2 separate regions of the Mus musculus genome follow, and region 2 is linked to region 1. A link is a loop called in an ENCODE intact Hi-C map of the cell type or tissue named here. Cell type or tissue: heart. All regions are shown on one strand. Links, peaks and the distances in the headings refer to the core of each region. The heading gives the core; the rest is flanking DNA.

Region 1 (9,778 bases), core at 559-8,558:
ATCCAGGAGATGTGGGACAGATGATGAAATTGAACCGTAAGTAGTTTGTCATATCAAATGTGGTGAGCAGGCACAGAATTCAAGGATCTAAAGAAACCCAGTCTATCTAGCAACCCAAAAGTAATCTGTAACTGCTAACTTCAATAGCAGGGAAGAATAAATAATGTCAGTATAATAGAACTGTTTGGCCAATTAGAGAAGGCCTTCCTAGAGGTTGCTACTGTATACTCAAGTATTTACTATTCATCCCCCTTTCTAGCTCACAGCATACAAATAATAGAGATTAGTGACTGACTGCTGGTCTGAACTGGTCACTTACATTGAGACAGTAAATTACCATTTAATTTGTGCAGTGTGTCCCCTTATATATCTTAAACATATTATCATCCACTAGATTTCCACAGAGAAAGTTAAAACTGGCATATGTGTTGTGCTGAATTGCATTTGTCCCTCCTGCCTGGCCATAGATGCGGTCTTCTTATTTTTAGTGTCACTAAGAATTTTTGCCTTTGGCTGCTAATCACTAAAGAGTTGCAAAGTATCAGTTGTTGGTGATTGGCACAATCTATTTTGATCACGCTACAGCATGCATTCAAGGAATGCCACATTCCACTGTGTGCTATGGTAGATCACAATATCGTTTTACACTGAATTCCAAATGCTTTACACTCCACCACTAATATATCTGGATATGAATGCCCTAATTTGTGAGCTACATAACTCCTTTGTTCCCTGGCAATAGATGTCATGCTACACTGTTCTTCATACCCCAAAGACAGTGTTCCTTCCCTATAAAGCACCCCATTATACCCACTAGCAATGTAGAGCTTTTGTAGTCTCGCTCAGTGCTTCATTCATGTTCTTTCTAATAAAGGCCTCTTTGTAACATGCCCATTAGTAGAACTCTCTAAATCTCAGGTTCACTAGAAGAACTCTATATGGAAAAAAAAGAGAAAAGTTAGTATATGTATATTTAGAGCAAATATAAATAACAGAATGGTTAAGTAAGGTTGTCAGTCTCCTTGTAAGAATGGTGACAACATGAAGAACTTGTGGATCAGTTTTTACGAACAGTTCTGAAGCAATGCCTTGCTTTGTCTGCCTTAAAAGTGTTTACCTACGTGTTATAATTTCACCTTCTTGTGCTTTAACCTTTGACCTCACGTTTTCCATGTTAGAATCTTATGCATATGCAGATACCAAAAATTCCCCTAAGGTTTGTTGTATCAAACTTAAAAAAAAATTGAGTCAAATGTAAGAAATTTTAGGTTTTAGAGTTATGTTTCATCTCTATAATACTTTAAAAGACACTAAGATAACAATGTCTCTTGTTGCTTGATATTTAATATCTTAAGATATTTTGTCATTTTTTTCTATTTGTTATGAGAAGGAAAAAAGGAAGGAAGGGAGGAAGAAATGAAGGAAAGAAGAGGGGAAGAAAGGAAAGAGGGAAGAGAGAAAGGAAGGTTAAAAACTCACAGGGGAAAAAGTCAAGCCAGATATTATATTAAGCTCTGGCAAATGTGTTCACCTTTTATAGTCCCCATGTTTTATAATGAAGATACTTCATTGAAACAATGATGCATACTTCAAGGGTTCCCTGGAGAGCAGTGAATCCTGTTTGGAGAGATTCATGAATATGTGCATTAGTACAATCCAACTGGAACTTGCCCTTAAAAAAAAAAAAAAAAGAACCACAAGAGAAGCTGATCAGGTTCTGCTTATGTTTATAATCAGAAGGTTATCATATTATCTCCCTCTCCATGGGAAAAGCAGATGCAAATTTTTCTTAGATGAAAAAAATGCCAAACGAAGCCATTTTCCCCTCTGCGATGTTCATCATATAAAACTGTATGGAGACCTTTTAAAACTGGGTGAAAAGGACAGAAAATAAACACAGGTTTCGTTTTTAAGTAAATTATTGTCCTCTTTGCATGAGCTGAATCATAGTATGAATCTTCAAATATATATCCCTGCCTTAATTTACTGAGTCACTATCAAAACTATGTTCAAAAGGACTTCTAGAGATTTCACAAAATGGGAGAAACATTTCAAGCTAAACACACACACACACACACACACACACACACACACACACACACACACACAAACACACACATACAGGAACCATCCTTAAAGATGAATGAGGCACACATGGCAGACCTTGAAGTAGTAGTTTATTTAAAGTACAGAGAAATTCAGGATAAATATTTCCAACCAGCAGTTGGTGCCATTTCCAAGAAAAATGGCCGACCTCTACAAAACCCGTGACAGTGATAAAATACATGTAGGTGTGTTTGCAGATTTATCTTTAAGTCTTTAACGCTAAGAATTTCAAACAAATCTGACATTATATAAAAGAAGAGTCCTGTATCCTCCACCCCCACAGACATTTTCAGCCATCTTGTAGTAGCAACAGTATGAAATCATCATTATCTAAACCTGCACATGGTTAACTGCCATTTCTACACTGTGATGAAGAGAAATACTATTTTTTAAAACAAGAATAACAGCAATAGAAAGTTTGAAGAGGTTTCTGTTTAAGTTTAGGGAAAATAATTCTTAATAAAAACCTTATGAAATTTCTTATAGATTGCTAAGTTCTGTTCTCTGGGTACAACTCCATCAGTCCTTACAGCATTGGTGTGCAAACATGGAGGGAAAAAATAATAATTGTCTCCCAAACCCCACAATTATACTAATGTTAAACCCTGCTTAATTCTTGCCTGGCTATTTCAAATTTTGACATGTGCATTAAGTCATGACTTGGGAATCTGGTAATGAATTGCCAGACACTGTTTCAATTCTTCATTTCTAGTCAGTGTGTGCAGAAGAAAACAATGTTTAAGCTTGTTCATTTTATCCTTGAATATCTGGATTCAAGACATGCTTGGACATCTTAAAAGGGCTTCCAATCCTGACTAAAAGGTTTGCCACCATTTCAGAATGCACAGTAAGGACAAAGAATTGCTGTTAATCAGAGAGGGTATGGCTCTGTAACCAAATATTAAGTTATTGCTAACTTTTCCCAACAAGTAGTATTCACGTTTGAGAAGACTATTATTTTGCCACACTCAACGGAAGAAAGCATTTTATTTAGTAATAGTTCAAATAATGCAGTAAAAATGTCTTTGTGTGCATTTGAACTGGCCCTGGTGGCCTGATTCAGTATTTTGCCCATTTTCTTGGCTTTTTGAGCTTCACGCACACAAAAAGAAATTGTACAAAACACTTAGCACTTTTTTTTTCCTTTTTTTCCTCAAGGCTGGTAATGGGGCTTTCACTGCACAAAGGCAGGGACAAACTATTTGGAAAGGTGAGGGTTCTCAGAAAAACTAGAAAACTCTGCCCATACATTTTGGACTTGCTCTCTTCACTGTTGCTGTATGTTTGCATCCCTAGAATCTCTGAGGATTTATGCTTACCATGTAAAATATAAAATAGGATCATTGGACGGATCCACAAATTTCACATGCAAGATAGCTTTTAAATGGAGGATGGCGAATAATTCATGTTTAAGAATTTTATAAGAGTTACCTTTTGCAAAAGGCAGTTTTCACTGGCAACACTTCCATCTGTGAAGTGAACTAGCTGGCTACTGACTCTCTCTCTCTCTCTCTCTCTCTCTCTCTCTCTCTCTCTCTCTGTGTGTGTGTGTGTGTGTGTGTGTGTGTGTGTAGAGGAGAGGTGGCAGTGAGCAGGTAGAAGGTCAAAGGGTAAATTCCAATTGCTGTGACATATTTTTATGAGCGGAATCATAGCCAGCTTTTAGCCTTGAACAGGAAAGAAAATCTTAGGAAGGGAAGGAACATGAATGGGCTGGTCAGGGAAATCAAGAAGTGCTCTCCCAAATTAGCAGCTAATTGCTCCCTAACCTGCCATATTCATCCATTTGAGCTTTATTTTATTATGCTGGACTTGAAGATTCGTTTTCTAATAAAGAAATGGTAGTAAAATCTCAGTTGCAAATACAAAGTTCTCTTCGAGATTTTTACCTCACTTTTACCAAACAAAAAAGCATGTTTTCCCCCTTCTTTTGTAGGGGGTGGGGTGCCGAGGGGGTGAAGCATCTTTGACAGTTTGAAAGGAGGAGGAGAATATGTGGGAGTTCTCAGAGAAAGGCTGACAAAGCACCGCAGCAGCGGCAGGAGATGGGAAAAGCTCAGCTGCTGGAGAAGAGACAGGAGGACCGCGAGTCTGGCTTTGTTAGAAGCCCGAACTACTGTACTCCAGGTTCCTCCGTTTGTGGGGACCATTTTCTGCTTTGTAGTTGTCATGCAACCAGGCAAAGCGAAAAGGGAAAAAAAAGGGAAACAGAGAAAAGAGAGAGAGAGAGAGAGAGAGAGAGAGAGAGAGAGAGAGAGAGAGAGAGAGAGAGAGAGAGATGTCAGGGGCCGCAGTCCAGGCAGAGCAGCTGCCAGGCCCGCCCAGCAACCCACTCCTTGCAGTCTCCAGCGCGGCAGCGGGGACAGCACTGGCAGCAGCTGCAGGGAGGCCCTGCTGGTCCCCAGCCGGCGCGCGCTGGGGTCAGAATGGGGAGTCCCTCTAGCTCTCATCTTCTGAGCAAGCAAATTCTTCAGATTCCTGCACTGGGGCCCTCTGGATGTCAGCTGACCGGCAGCTAGCTCCCTGGATCCAAACCTGCCATCTCCTGGGACACCCTAAGCGCTCTGGATATGTTCTGGGTGTCCCTGCGCGGTTCACTCCAGGTTTCTCCTCCCTCTTGGTCTGCCTGAGGGTCTCGCACAGAAGTCAGGCAGTTCTGGCAGGAAGCAGAACCTAAACAGGACCATCATTTTCAAAGTTGATGGGACAAACCCAGGCATAACTTGAGATGGAGACCAGTCCCAAGGCTTAAAAGAAGATGCACAAATTAGACAATTTCACTATTAGCAGAGGCAGCATTATGACCCTTTTTGTTGTAAAAGGGACATAAATGTAGCTGTAGATTGAATGAAGTTATAGGCCATAAAAGGGCAAGAGAGAGTAGGGAAGAGATAATAGGCGCTGTCCATCGACTCCTCCTCCCCTCCCTGTGTCAGACCTCCCCAGCAGTGGTGGTGGCAAACAGTCTACCCGCAATAATAAATGAGGGAAGGCGGAAGGATAAATGCCACCGAGCGCGGCCGTGCATTTTAGAGTGGCGACAATTGCTGTTTATTTGCTTTTCGTTTACGAAAATGACAAAGGGCAAGGTTATATGTGAGACACATCTCCGCATTGTGTTTTACTCGTGGTGGTTTTGGGAATCAAGGTGACTGGATGCATAGTAAACTTTTCTTTATTTTGGATGTGGAAAATATAATCTTCTTTCTAAACTAGAGATTTTTCTTTTTGTTAAAGACTTTGGCAGAAACAAATCGAACAACTTTTTTTTCACTGTTTTTCTTCACTAATCCTATGCCCTAAGACTAATAAATTCTTCTCAAAGTTTATGGTAATTCCTATCTATGAAGAAATTTCTATCTATTTGCTGTGCAATCATAGATTTTTGAAAATATATTGGAACATTTCAGCTCGGGAAATTTTAGATACTTTTTTATTTGCTCAGAAATTAAGTAGATTTACTCTTGTGTTTCAGTGTTTGATCTAAGGTTAAAGTCAAATCAGGGCAATTCTTCACAGCTAGACAGCGTCTACACTTGACAGCCCAGAGAAGGGAAACGATTTAGATTGAACAAACAAGCTAATTTTCAATAATAATAAAATTTCAACTTTCATATATATATATATATATATATATATATATATATATATATTAACTGCTTTCAACTAAATGGGGAAATGCAATATTTATATGGTGAAAATGGTTTACAATAATGCTGAAGTAATAATTAATAGCAAAAGTAGTAGCCTATTTTGGAATTCTAATATGTGTCATGTTTTCATTTTTGGTTACTCAAAATAGAGTGGAGCGTGTACAAATGATAACACATTTATCATAAGTTAAGGTGATTAAGGATACTGGAAAACCAGCCATTTATATTTAAGTTATTTTTTCCTAACTATCAGCAACACATTGAAGCTTTTTCTAAAAACCTGAATTTTTTTTCTTTAAAGATTGAGAAATGAATATGAAAACATTTCATTAGCAAGTATTAATGTAAGATTAAAGGACATTTTATGTACTTTATGAGATTAATGAAAGCCTACATTTTATTAAGTGTATTTTTATGTACCTTTTAAATGGGTAAAAAAACCCCATAAGTGTTGATATTTATGTTATGATCTAGACAAATGGTATTTTTGTGTTTCTGATTTCTTTCATAAATAATATATCCTATGTTTATCATTTTTGATATATTTTTGAGGTTTCAATTAAATTACATATGGAGTTTTGTTCTTTATTTTCTCTTTCCATTAGTAGTAAAAATCAAAGACATATTCATTCATGGACTGATCAGGATTTGTGTAATATCACTAGTCTTCAGTAGATATTAATACTACATGCATTTGACATCACTGAATTTCTATAAAATATTATGAAATGAGAAACTGATTTCACATAATCAGAAACATACTCTTTAACCACACAGCTAAAAAGACACATACCATTTAAAATGTGGCCGAAATTGTATTTCTTTATAGTCAAACAAAAGCTCTCTGTATGGAGATTCAGGGATTCCTTGGGCTTTGTCTAAATTTAAAGTGCCCTCTACTGTCCAAAGAGTGTACGACTTGAAGAGAAAATGAGAAGCCTGAAATCTCCCTCTAGATAGGTAGAGACAGATGGAGAGAAAACTGCAGATAACATCATTGAGCTCAGTCTGTAGTCTTCTTCCAGTTTGTACTTCTAGCTAAGAGTTCCATTAAAATTATTTGTAACTTTACAATGGCCCCGTGATCCTTCTCTCACCTTAGTTTTGCCTCTAAAATTCTACTTCGGTTTCACTGTAAGAGTTACAGTGAGGACATGGTCAGTGTATAGATATGACAACTGTCAGTCTGAACATCAACATTTAACACTTTCATATCTTAACTATTACGGAACATAATGCAGGGTGTTTCGTCTGCAAATTTCTATATCAGGCCTTCCTCCTTCTCCTGTTTTCTCCTTCTCTTCTTCCTTCTCCTTCTTTTTCATAATTATAATATATAATTATATATATATATATATATATATTTTATAAAATAAAATTTAAGCATCCAGTAGGGGTGGTGTGTGCATTTTAGTATTCCAATTTTTCATTTCAAGTAAGTCACACATTAAATTTTTTTTTCATAAAACTTTATGCTGGGACAGGTTACAGAAGAAAGACTTCTCATCTGAAATGAATTGTGTTTTGCATTGTACAGCTAAGCACTAAAGTTTGAGACCAGGTGATCATATAGGTAACAATTTTAGAATGTTTTGTTGCATTAAAAGTAATTTGTAGCATGGCAACATAGTTTTAAAAAGATTTTGATTGAATGGTAATACTTAATGAAATCAGAAATTTTATGTAAATTCAGCGGTATGACATAATTGAGGTGCATGAAGCATGATTCATCAGTTCTGCAACATAGGCAATAGGCCTTCGTTCAATGGCTTATAAAGTATTTGGTCTACACTATGAGAAAAACAAAAAAAAATAGATTATTTGGAAAGGAATTTTGAATAATTGTACAGTACATTGTGAGTTTTCTCAATCCCTAGGTATTTAATGGAGTGGCTATGGGTCGGGGAGGAGAGAGCCGGATGACAGGGAACTAAGCAAAGCCTCTAGCCAATGAGGTCCCAGCCTGTTTTCTCATTTCCAATGCTGCTCTTCCTTGTCTTTGTCTCTTTAGATCCTCTTACTGACTTCTAACTTTGCTACTCTTCAAATGAATGTCCTGTTCCCTTCTCTACAGAAGAGCCCATTCAAGTAGTATTCCATGTTAGTGCTTTCCCTATCAGCGGCAATCTGTCAGGGAGAGTTCTACGCTCATAAACCAAAGAACAACTGAACAATAAGTGAAAGAAAGAAGCAAAGCCTATCTCAAGTAGAGATTCTCTGGAAGTGGAATTTAGGGCCAGTGTAGGAAGGAATACGTACCAGTTTAAAAAACCTGTACAGTATTTAATGTTGGCATGGTTGGCGCCAAGCAAGCAGGTCTTGTCAGTTTTTGGAAAAATCAAACACATTCAGTGTGTCTAGGTATTTCCTCTACTTAGGAGGAATTTGTTGAACCAAGTGTATTATATAACCTAGTTAAATTTCTCAGAATTACTATCTCTCTTGGTTAGTATTCAGTTACTTTCTAGTTCTTGGCAAAGAATTACACTGTAACGTGGGTTCCTGAATTCCATTAACACATCATTTTTAAAAGTCTAATGCTATGGTTCACTGTCCGGGTAACTACATGGTCTATGCTTTGTATTTCCTTCCCCTTCCTCAATCAATTCATTTCTAAATTAAATTAAAGTTAATCTAATTACTATTGAATCTAATATGTTTAATAACATACCTTTGTTCTTGGACATAAATGCTCTTCCTCATTATAAGTATTTTTTTTAACAAAACTTTAAATAAAAGAGCTTGAATTTCTATAAGCAGTGAATTACAAAGAGGGCCTTGGGAGCTTTTGCTTCTGGGATTATAAATTTTGAGTTAAAATCATGTTACAGAGATAGAAATGACCCAGTGTGTCTTGACGAGTCAAGTCCTTATTTTCTTGGCATATGAGAACTGCTTTTGTTTTTGATTTTTATTGAAAATGAATTCTTCTCTCAGACAGTAAGTCCTGACTACACTTTTCCCAGCCACCCTCCCATCACTTCTTCCCGTGATCCCAGTCCTCTGTCTCCCATCAGAAAAGAACAAGCCTCCAATTGACAACAACCAAACTGGACAAAACAAAATACAGCAAGAAAAGGCAAAAATGCTATCACACTGAAGCTGGAGAAGGCAAATTAACAGTAGGAAAGAGTCCCAAGAGGCGGCAAAAGAGCCAGAGATAAACCCGTTCCCACACTGGGAGTCCCACAGAAATACCAAGGTACAAGGCATAGCATATGTAGAGGACCTGTTCAAGAGCCATGCCGGTCATCTGCTTGTTGTTTCAGTCTGCGTGAGCTCAGGTGTGTCCTGCTGAGTTGATTTAGTGGGTCATATTCTCTTGGTGTCTTAGAGCGCCTCTGAGTCCTATAATCTTTCTTCCTCCTTCTTCAGGGGATTCCCAGAGCTCAGAGGAGGAACCTGATGGAAACTTTCAATTTAGGCACTCTCTCTACATAATGTCTGGGTGATTGCCTCTGCCTCGGCTCCCATCTGCTGCTAGAGGAAGCCTTTTTGATGACAACTGGAAATGGAGTAGGGGGAGGTGAGGATGAAGCAAGAAAGATGAGGGGAGTGGGTGGAGAAGGGAGTATGTGAGTACACAGCTAGAACTGGGGAAATCTACATTGGGAGATGTGGAAACCTGGTGCAATGGAAACTTTCTGAGAGCTGCGTAGTGTTGTTGTTATTGTTGTTGTTGCTGCTGCTGCTGCTGCTGCTGCTGCTGCTTTGTTTTGTTTGTAACTGTTCAGCTACATTTTCTGAAAGTTTATGTGGGCTGCACAGTATCCCTCCAATAGGTTTTAGCTTTGCTTAAGTTGGACTGGAAGTTTCCTTTGTTTGCAACCAAATTAATATAATTATCATGATACATGCCTTCCTAAGAGAGCAAGTTATAGATTCACAAATTAAATTTTCATGAGGTTCATCCACTGTCTTCTTATAGTATGGAAGTGTGTGTATGTGTGGTACTTTACCCAAGCCAACAACATTCATGAACAAAAGACTGGAACACAGTCCCAAGCCTTCTGATGGCC
Region 2 (9,778 bases), core at 685-8,684, 760 kb before region 1:
CAGCTGGTCTGCTTTGAGTTTTTAGCCTGTAGGTTTATTTGAAACTTCCTTAGAGCTTTCTTTCTTTCTTTTTTCCTTTTTCTTTTTTTCTTCTTTCCTTTACTTCTTTTCTTTCTTAACTCTGGCCTTAGTGAATCTGATCAATTTCAGGGACTTCCTGAAGCTGTTTCGAATAGTTTGCCTTCCTACATATGTAGTTTCTCTGTAGGATGAAATGCTTCAATCTTGGAAGAAGCTGTTACCCAATACCCCCCTTTATAAGCTGCCTGTGCTTAATATCAAAGAGTTTCAAAAGGCTCCCATTTTTAATTTGACAACCAAGAAAACAGAAGTTCACATCTTTACCTCTATGCTTCCTTAGAATCTCATGTTTGTATGTCTGGCTCTGAAGTTAATGTCACTTATGTGTATTTTCTCATGATTTTTCTGAGCAGAGGTTACATTTTATGTTCTTGGTTTTGAAGCTGAATAAAATTTTGTTCTCTTTGCTTTAACCATTTGTGATTCCATGTCTTATCATTGATCTATACAAGTGTGGGTGGCCTTGTCAGTAAAGGATCAACTAAAAGGTACATGAATCTCAGCAATCTGGCTGGCAGTGACATAATTTTATGTTAAAAATGGAAAAAATCAGTTTGAGCAAAGAAAGCACAATTTCTGCAAAAAAACCAAGCTAATCATTGCAAACTTATAAAATGTTATTTAAATGCCCCTTTGGGGCACCATCTGACAGAAATCACCTATGAGAATTGAATGAGTAGATCAGATATAGCACTTACTGATAGAAAAAAAAAGTGTCCTTTAAATCGACAGTTGCCACAGTGTTGGACAATGCGACCGAAGGAAATAATTTACATTATGAAGAGCTCAACAAACAAATCCTGTAAATAATACATGCTGAAGAGCAGCACACAGCTCCAGCAAGGCTTTTCTCAGAGAGACTGCGTTTAAAACATTTATTGGAGGCATATATTACAGTATATCACTTACTGGCTGGAAGCCATGCAATATGTGTCTTTACAAAAAAAATTACCTTGTAATATGAGCCCCTCCAAGGCATAATTATATAATAACGTTCTTATTGGGAAAACTGGAAGTAGGCCAAGCCTTGTCCAAATATAGTGAATGTCAGAGCCAAATTTATTATCCTTAGCTATTAACAGGAGAAGGCAGGTTTTGTTTACCAAGCCTAATTCTCTCCTAATTACAGCCACTATAAAATAATTACTATCCATGGGATAACAACACAAGACAGAGTGACTAACAGAAGAAACTGCAGGGGTTAGAAAACAGAGTGCAATCCTGTGTCATTTTGAACAGCTTGTGTACTGCCATGAACAAATTAACGGACTTCATTAAGGAATTATATTTTAAGAGTGGCTTTGCGGTGAAGCACCGAAGCAATTAATGCTTCCTATTTGGTCCTAGATCTGAGTTGCAGTGCGGTTTGAGACAGCAACTAAATTTTTTTCTTTTAATTTTTGATGTATCAGGTTTAATAGGATTACAAGCACATTACTGGGCAAGATAGTTAATGAGTGTTGAGAAAAACCTCTGTTTGGGACAAATGATCTGCGGCCCCTGCTAACTTGTTTCGTCTTTATGAGCTGATTTCTTACCGTGGTGATTTTAATAATCTACTAAAGACAAACGCCAACTTTTATCTAATTCCATTTCGCAACCTGCCCTTCTGTCCTCAACTCGGTTGGATCACGTTTTAGATGAAAGGGGTATTTTTTCAGAGAGGGCAGCGCTTCCCGCGTCTCGATTTGTGCCACAAAAATTGGGAACTTGAAATATTATTTCAATATTTCATATTTGCTTTCCACACAAATCAAAAAGGAGTATTATCTAGTTGAAACATGATGCCTCATTAAGTTCTCAATGTCGCCGGCTCCCGCATTCCCTCACTTCTTCCATCTCATCACAGTGCTCCAGAGATCGAAGGAAGCCTTGCTGCAGACCCTCAAACCCTTGAAAAGGAGGCAGTGGGATCGACCACTGTTCTGACTTCCTGTCCAGAACCGCCAGGGTGAAAGGCCAAGCTGCACTGTGCTGTGTGCGGCTCCTCCCTCCAGCTTCGAACTCCAAAGTACACTCACCTCAGAGTAGGAAAGAGGGCCCTGTTTTGGTGACTTGGTGGAAACATACAAACTCAGCACACTTGGGAAGTTGGTTTTAGATAGTGTTTTTAATAGGCCTCCAGATGGCCACATAAAAGCAAAAGGGTTATTATAGCAACTCCCAGCCGGGCCATTAGAGATAAAGGTGGGCCAGAATTTTCTTGAAAAAGAAAAAAAAATTCTTTTGAGGAGTACATGACCTGTTCTTCGGAGGAAAAAAAAATCTTCAGGGGATGTAGGGGACGGAATTCTAAATCCAGAAATTCAGTTTCGAATCGTAGTTACCTTTCCCAATGTTACATCATGCAAATCAAGTCGCTTATTTTAAAGTTGGAGTTTCAGCATGTAATCTTAGTCCTTCCCAATAATGCTGTGCAAGCTTCAGGTTCCTTTTTTTCCCCCTCTTTCCTCCTTTCCTTTTTTATTCTCTAGATACTGCACATTTCTACAGGGAAATAAAGTGAAGAAAGGAATAGGCAATAAAGAGATTCAGGAAAAACTTTTCATGTGGAAAAAAATGTCCTGTCTCAAACTATATATATATATATATATATATATATATATATATATATATATATATATATATATTGCACATGGCTTTTGAGCTGCGAGGTTGAAGGAGGACATGAAATGAAGGTCCCCCAGTGGCTGAACACCTCCTCATTGTACAATCAAAAGAGAAGCATTGAACGTCTCCTTTCTTTCCCTGCGGTCAGAAGCCACAGTAGCTCAGAGGTTGGAAATAGGACTGGCTGGCTTCACTTGGCTCAGCCATGTGATCTGATCTCCTCCATTCTTTTTTATTTTTTTCTGTAATTTTTTTTCAAAACTCTTCCACTATACACCAGTCACCATATTGTTCAAAGTTTTATTTGGGGGTCTCTGCCTGCACTCTAACACCACACGGGCACATACACAGTTGTTTGCCAGGAAGCAGAAAGACATGGTTACCCCCTAAAGCTGGCAGGTTTGTCTCTCTCCAGTCCTGTTCAACTTTCACTGTGAGTCAATTCCCCCCAGATTCCATGGGTAGCTAGCTCAGCTCGTTGGTGTGCCCCACTTTGAATGGTGTCTTTTCATCTTTTCTTGTGTCTCCTTGGGAATCTTGGTTAAAAGTTAGAGGAAGCAGTTTTAAGGATTACTATCCATCTCTTACTTTAAAATGAAGCATCTCTTAAAAGTTTCATTCCTGTTATTTTAAAATGTATTGAGGTATTTGAAAATACCTCAAGTTATGCAGTGAATATGCATATTTGCTGAGATTAAACAATTGTGATGCATGATCAAAAGTTTTAAATATTTCCTTCTTGCTTCTTTTTCCCAATAAAGCATTGCAATAAAGTGATGAGGTCTCCTTTGTTCCCAAAAGTGATACTGGGAATGCTCTCAAAATCCTCCACTTTTTTGCTGGAACAAAATAATCTCAAAATACTTGTGCTGCTTTCATATCCAAGTTTATTTATGCTGACTACATATGTATGTAATCATAAGAAGTGTTACATTGTTTTCAGATTTTAAATTCATGTGAATGCTGTATTTGAATTTTCACACACCATTGTATTTTCAACATGTATCCTTGTTCATGTGCATAGAATTAGCTCATTTATTTTAATTGCCAAATGGGCTTTCATTGTCATTATGATGATAACATAATTCATTGGTGCATTGTTCAAAAGAGAATTGGCCCCCTGTATTTTGTACTTTAGTGGATGAAAACAAACAATCCAATGTTTCATTGGTGGTGGGGTCACTTTGCTACTAAAAATAGTAAGGATATTTTGTTCATTTGAATGTTCTAAACTGTGTTTTACCATGCTGAAAAAAATGTGAATGACAACTTTAAGTCTTTCTAGTCACTCACATCCCTGTGCAGAGGCAGTCATTATGCACTAGTTTGACGAAGTAGCTGTAGAGAGACTTCATTAACGCGGCCATGAAGGGAAAGAACTGGAGGACATGAAGGGAGGTGTGGCTGATTCCTATAGAACAGAGATGAGAATCGTGAGAAACAAAGAAAGATGCTCGGCCTGATGGGTCCAACACTACTGACCATTATTTACCCGTTATGGTGACAATGCACAGACACAGCAAAGAGTCAAGAGCCTGGCAGTGCGTTGTGCCCATGGAACTTGGGAGAAATATTTTTGGGAAGGTTCTGCCATCTCAGTGCACTAACCACTGAGCTATAACTTCTATGACCAGTAACATCAGCCTACCCCATCATTAAAGGCCATATCTTTTGTTCAAGCTTTCTGCTTAGGTAGTTAAAGACTTGAAGTTCTATTTAAAAAGTAAATGCAACTATGAATTTTAAATGCTACGGTGCTACTCAGTGTCGAGAGAAGCAAAGTTTGTTGACTCGAGGTCACTAATACCCATTTACCAGACCAAGTACAGAATGTTGCATGGTAAGGCATCATTTAATAGAAATTTAGGAATGGCAGCATTAAGGCCATTATCAGCAGCCTCTGATCTCTAAGAGTGTAATATTTCAATACACCTGTTCAGTAGGGTCAGCCGAGTGCAGAGGCAAAGTAAACATGTGCCTTTCAAATATATTTCAACTAATATGGGGCATAGGTAACCTTGCAGAAATCATGTTTTCACCCATCTGCCACAAGGCCTGAAATTCCTGTTACTTCGAATCATTTTCTCTGACTTCAGGCATTTTATGTAGAAAAATCTATGATATGAAATAAATAAAATTAAGTACTAAGCAAGTGATTATGCCTTTGATACTCATTTAAACTTTAGTGGAACATGGGCCTTTGAGATGTGGCTTAACAGGTAAGATCGTACATTGTTCATTCCAAAGGACCAGAGTTCAGTTCCCAGTGCCCACAAATCAACAACTCCAGGGGAACCAACCTTCTCTACTGGCTCCTGTGGGTACTCCGACACCTGCACTGCATAATCACAAAAAAACCCATGAATGAAAAATAAAACCTAAAAATGAAGGTCTTAAGCCCTTAATGTGAGTTTGTTCATAAGCTTTATTAGCAAATATAACTTAACAATATCAGAAAGAAAGATAAAAGCTAGGGTAGTTGTGTATCCTGATTTGATGAGTAAAGAGGAAAAAAAGATTATATTATAAAACTTAAAACCTGGTGAGATTGTCCATCCACAGTTGTGTATGTGAGTGTGATTGCATGGACACATGCGCAGACACCATAGGTGGTGGTAAGGATGTATTGTATGAGAAAAAAATCTATTTTCAGAAAAACATTAAAAAATATTGGAGGACTTAGAGCATCTAGAATACTTTTGACATTTTCAGCATGCCTTTGAGATAGAGAATTGAGCCTGAAGGGTTAATACCATTTCCCATCTAGAACAAATGCCACCCACCCCCTCAGTAGCTGATCTTGGCTAGATTCCTACCCAACTTCGGCCACTAGGAGGCAGTATGTTGTAGCAATTAGAATCTTAAGTTTTGACATCAGCTAGGCAAGGGTTCCAGACTGAAGCAAATAGGAGCTTGGAACCACTTTCGGCTTCATTTTTCATATTTTGAAAAAGTGGGCTAAAATCTGTTTACCACCGCATTGTACCGTGAGGATTAAATGAGATAGTGTATGCCGATTGACTGACATACACTTGATGTTCACAAAATCCAAATAAATCTAATTCCTAAATGATACATGGATCTATTCCAGCCGGAGGATATTTTTCTCTCTCACCCTTCTTCACTCACCTAGCCTTCCAAACTTCTCTCTTCCAAACAAATGCCGTGGACCCAGATGCAGAAAGCGTTCATTTTCATTAGAAGACTCTGGCAGGAAGCCAAAGCACTATCATCCGCTCATCTCCCGTGCATCTTAGTTCTCCTTTCATCTAATTACAGAGGTAACAGCAGGGGAAAGAGGTATCTTTTCAGCTAATGGAGGGAATGACTGAAACCCAGATGAGTAAAACCCTGAAGGGAAGGAGATCAAAGCTTGTAAGTTCAGAGTCCTTCTATCTCCCAGCTAAACTGCTGGGACCAAAGGGAGAACGTCAATGATTTCCTAACATCCGCTCATGTGCTTGTGAGTACCCAGATCCAGAACTCTTGCCTTGGAATGTGATGACTGTCTCACTGGGCTGCTCTGTTCCGCGGCATCAAGATTTCCCTTTGCATCATCTCCGGCTGTTTCATAGCACACCCTTGCTATCTGTAACAACGGAACTAGTCACTGAGCACTCTCTATCCGTCCTATGTTTAAAACATGATGCCGTGAGAGTCATACTTGGAAGAATAAGTACCAGAGAAGGCCCTTGCCTTTGTATCAATATCTCCTCTTCAATTCAGCTATCCAAAGTTGCAAATAAAATTTTCACTGAGGGATCTCTGGCAAATCGACCTATTGTTCCTATAGAACAACACGGAAATTTCCATTCTTAAAATTGAATTGACATGTAGAAACTACACCTTAGTTTCTAGTCCTTAATACAGAGCAGACTGACAACAGCCACTGTCTGGGACTTATGTAGAACTATTATTCTGCCGTCAACAATTGGCCCTGTATGTGGCTTAGTCAAGGATCTCAACTTCAAGGCTTTAGCTGTTTTGATGACTTCATTTATAAATTATTTCCCCAATTCTCATCAATCATCCACTCAAAAGTAGTCTGTCTATAAATTTCTTGGCATGTAAATTAGTTTTCCTCCATTACTACCTACTGAGAAAAGAATTTGTGGGCAGTTTAAAATTTGTGCTTATGACTACAGTTCTTTCTCATCTTTTAGAGTTTTGATACCTTTACAGTTTAACATATGACAAGGTTATAGATTCATAAAAACACCATTGATTTTTTTTTTAGGTTCTCCCCAAGATCAATCCCATGGTCAATTCATCTTGAAATGTAAGTGAATGGACTGCGGCTCTAAAGTCACCTCATTTGGAGGAGAAGGAATCCTATACTTGCCCTTAACTTTTCTGGGCAGACATTCAGAAAGAAACTCTGGCCCGTTAAGGAGCACAGCTGTACCCTGCAGGAAGAATGGAAAGGTCCTAGATGGGGTCTTGAATGCATGTCCTTACATGGTTCACATTGCAACCTAATGTACAGTTGCAGACCACCCCACCTGAGATAATAAATGAGAGACTCTCAGGGCTGTTGAGCACTTTGCAAATTTTCACAGTGGCTCAGCACAAACTTAGTTAGCACAGGTGTTCACATAATTGTGATTCATTGGAGAGATTCTCAGTGCTCAATAGCCCTCTCACTCCCTCTCCTCCTAGGGGGTGACTGAGTGTGAGTATATTGTGGGGAAATGTGCCATGCTGTCGGGCTTCACTGGTGCTTGGCTGAAGGGGACTGGGTTGATTAAAAAAGGAAAAAGAAAAAAAGAAAAAAGAAAGAAAGAAAGACCAGCTAACTGTGTCCAATTCTCTTCCTCCATTTGCTTAAGTTTTAGAAATGGCAGGATGACATGTATCCCACAGTTCCAAAGATGGAAACTAACTTTACATTGTAAGAAAGCAAAGCAAAGCAAACAAAAAGCTGTTGCAGAATTGGATAAGACTACTATGACTTTATACTGGGGTTGTTTAAAACGATTAAAGTTAGAAACAGTGAAAATGTCGCAGTTCTCATTTTTCTTGCTTTGTGGCTGCCATCTTCTGGTGTGGGGTGTGCTTGGTGCTACCCAAATACCACTCTGATCATTTTCAGATTACTCACCATGGGGAATAGTATCCCAAGGTAACCACTCAGAACTCACGAGGAAACAAGACTCTCTACAATCAGCCATTGTTCTGTTCTAGCTCTTCTACCCGCAGAGTGAAATCTAGTTACACATTCTAGTAGCTCAGTAATAATAGCTTTTAATGTAATAAATTAACTGACTTAGATTTAAAAAAAAACTTACAATTCAGTTAATGAATATTGATTAATTTCCCATGAAGCAGTGTGTGCTTAAGGATAATGTGGAATAAAAAGCCCTCTACTCGTCATGTGTCTATGATCTATACATGGTCCTCTCACACTGTATTTAATGCATCAGAGTTAAGAGAAATCTAAATTCTTGAACTCCTCTCTATTTGGAATTGCCTTAGACTCCATCTCTGGTAACCAGCTAGTGTGCCTTCCATTGAGTCTCATGGCACTGTTTAAATGAAAAGATGTCTACCATCACATTAAAAAAGAAAGACCCTGGAGGGAAGAAATCAAGAAAGGTTATATTTTGATCTTTTAAAATCTACACATATTGCTAGCATTTGGCATCTAAGTTTATTCTTTCAACTGAATTTCCCCCATCTCAAACCAAGAACCTCCCTTGTACATCACAGTAAAGGGTCTGGATGGTTTTATTATTCACATAACACCATAGAACCTCCAAGAAAGGCAAGGCATGTTTCTCTTTCTTCTTCATCTTCAATTGCTAATTATCACTGCTGAGAACCACAAATTTTTCATCCTTCACCAAACTGCAAACTCACATTCCCACATGTCCCAGGCACAAAGACACACTATTACTATCACATACATTAGTCTCCAGTACTTAGAGAGCCCTGTGGCTTGTGTTAAATTAGGGTGTCACTGTGACTCCTGTCTGAGCTGGAACCAGGCTTCTATGAATTCGTGTTTACTTTCAGCTCTCTCTGGTCCTAACATACCCTACTCATACCATTGAGGGTAGCAAAAACACCTCTAAAAGAACCACACAATGAGCCAGAGACACAAACGTAGTTTCTTAAACTTTCAATAGAAAGAAGTTATCTAGAATTTAAGAGAGCACAGAACAAGTAAGTAAAGGGATAAACGATGTTTCTGGAAGCTTCTATCGTTTGTTCTTGATTCTCCCCAGAACCTGGTTTTGAGAGAACATAGGTGGGCACAGAGGAAGGCAAGAGCATGGGGCTTAGGGAGGAAGTAAAGTCCGGCCTGATTGTGTATTCCTTCACAGGGGCAAGGTCACTTCTTGCACCAGTGCCTCAGGCCAGGTGAGCATCCAAGCAGTGGTTGCTGCTGTGACTGGGAATGCTGACAGTGTGGGCACAAACTGTTCACCCTAGCTCCCCTTCCGTGCCCCCATATTAGGGCCTGATGGCTTCTCCTACTGAGATTCACTAAACCTCTCTCCTTGATCTGACAGTATATCATAAACCCCTGCCTCCTTGTTTAGCTGTATGCTACTAACCCTGATCCAGCTGCCTGCAGCAACCCCACCTCTCTGTTCAACTGTGAGTAATAAACACACTGAGCTCCCGTGATTCTGGGGCTTCTCCAAGAGGCAGCCAAAGCCCACCAGATCCTGGCTTTTGTCTGTTAGTCTTTGCTTTACCCTTGCCCCCGTGACTCTGTCAGGTCAGTCCCTGGAGCCCTGCAAGGATGTGGTGAAGTGGCACCTGCAAATGGCCCAAATGTCCACACTGACCACCGGAACTTGCATTAATCAGGCAAAGGAGTGAACCAAGATAAGAGATCTAATAAAGGTGAAGGAATCAGTATAAAGCAAAAGGAAGAAAGGAAACTAGAGAAAGAACTGAGGAATGCAAAGTGCATCACTGTGGCCGGCAGAGAGGGTACAATCTCTCAGTAGACTGCCCTGGCTACGTAGGTATGTCTATCAGAGAGAATGCGTGAGCTACACCTACTCATGTGACAAAGCAAAGCAAATGCCTCTAGAGTTACAGAATGACTTTTAGGCTCATAACTGCTGGATGA

Evidence for each region. Hi-C counts contacts between places; a loop is a spot of excess contacts. Peaks named below come from ENCODE experiments on the same cell type or tissue, not always from the same donor. Only the 100,000 strongest peaks of a DNase experiment are listed, where the experiment ranks them.
Region 2: a loop joins it to region 1, with 8 times the contacts of the local background. A loop is called at or near these places in 8 of 42 quality-filtered maps.

The regions. Positions count from the first base shown.
Region 1 is chr2:63,697,332-63,707,109 of GRCm38, reverse strand. No RefSeq gene overlaps it. Among named protein-coding and RNA genes, the nearest start is that of Gm8541, 130 kb to the right of the region's middle. In heart, for the core only: a CTCF peak has its summit at 6,652 (motif pointing left); no DNase peak of the experiment used is centred there; H3K4me3 peaks cover 1,465 bases; H3K27ac peaks cover 1,728 bases.
Region 2 is chr2:64,454,114-64,463,891 of GRCm38, reverse strand. No RefSeq gene overlaps it. Among named protein-coding and RNA genes, the nearest start is that of Gm13575, 65 kb to the right of the region's middle. In heart, for the core only: a CTCF peak has its summit at 5,510 (motif pointing right); no DNase peak of the experiment used is centred there.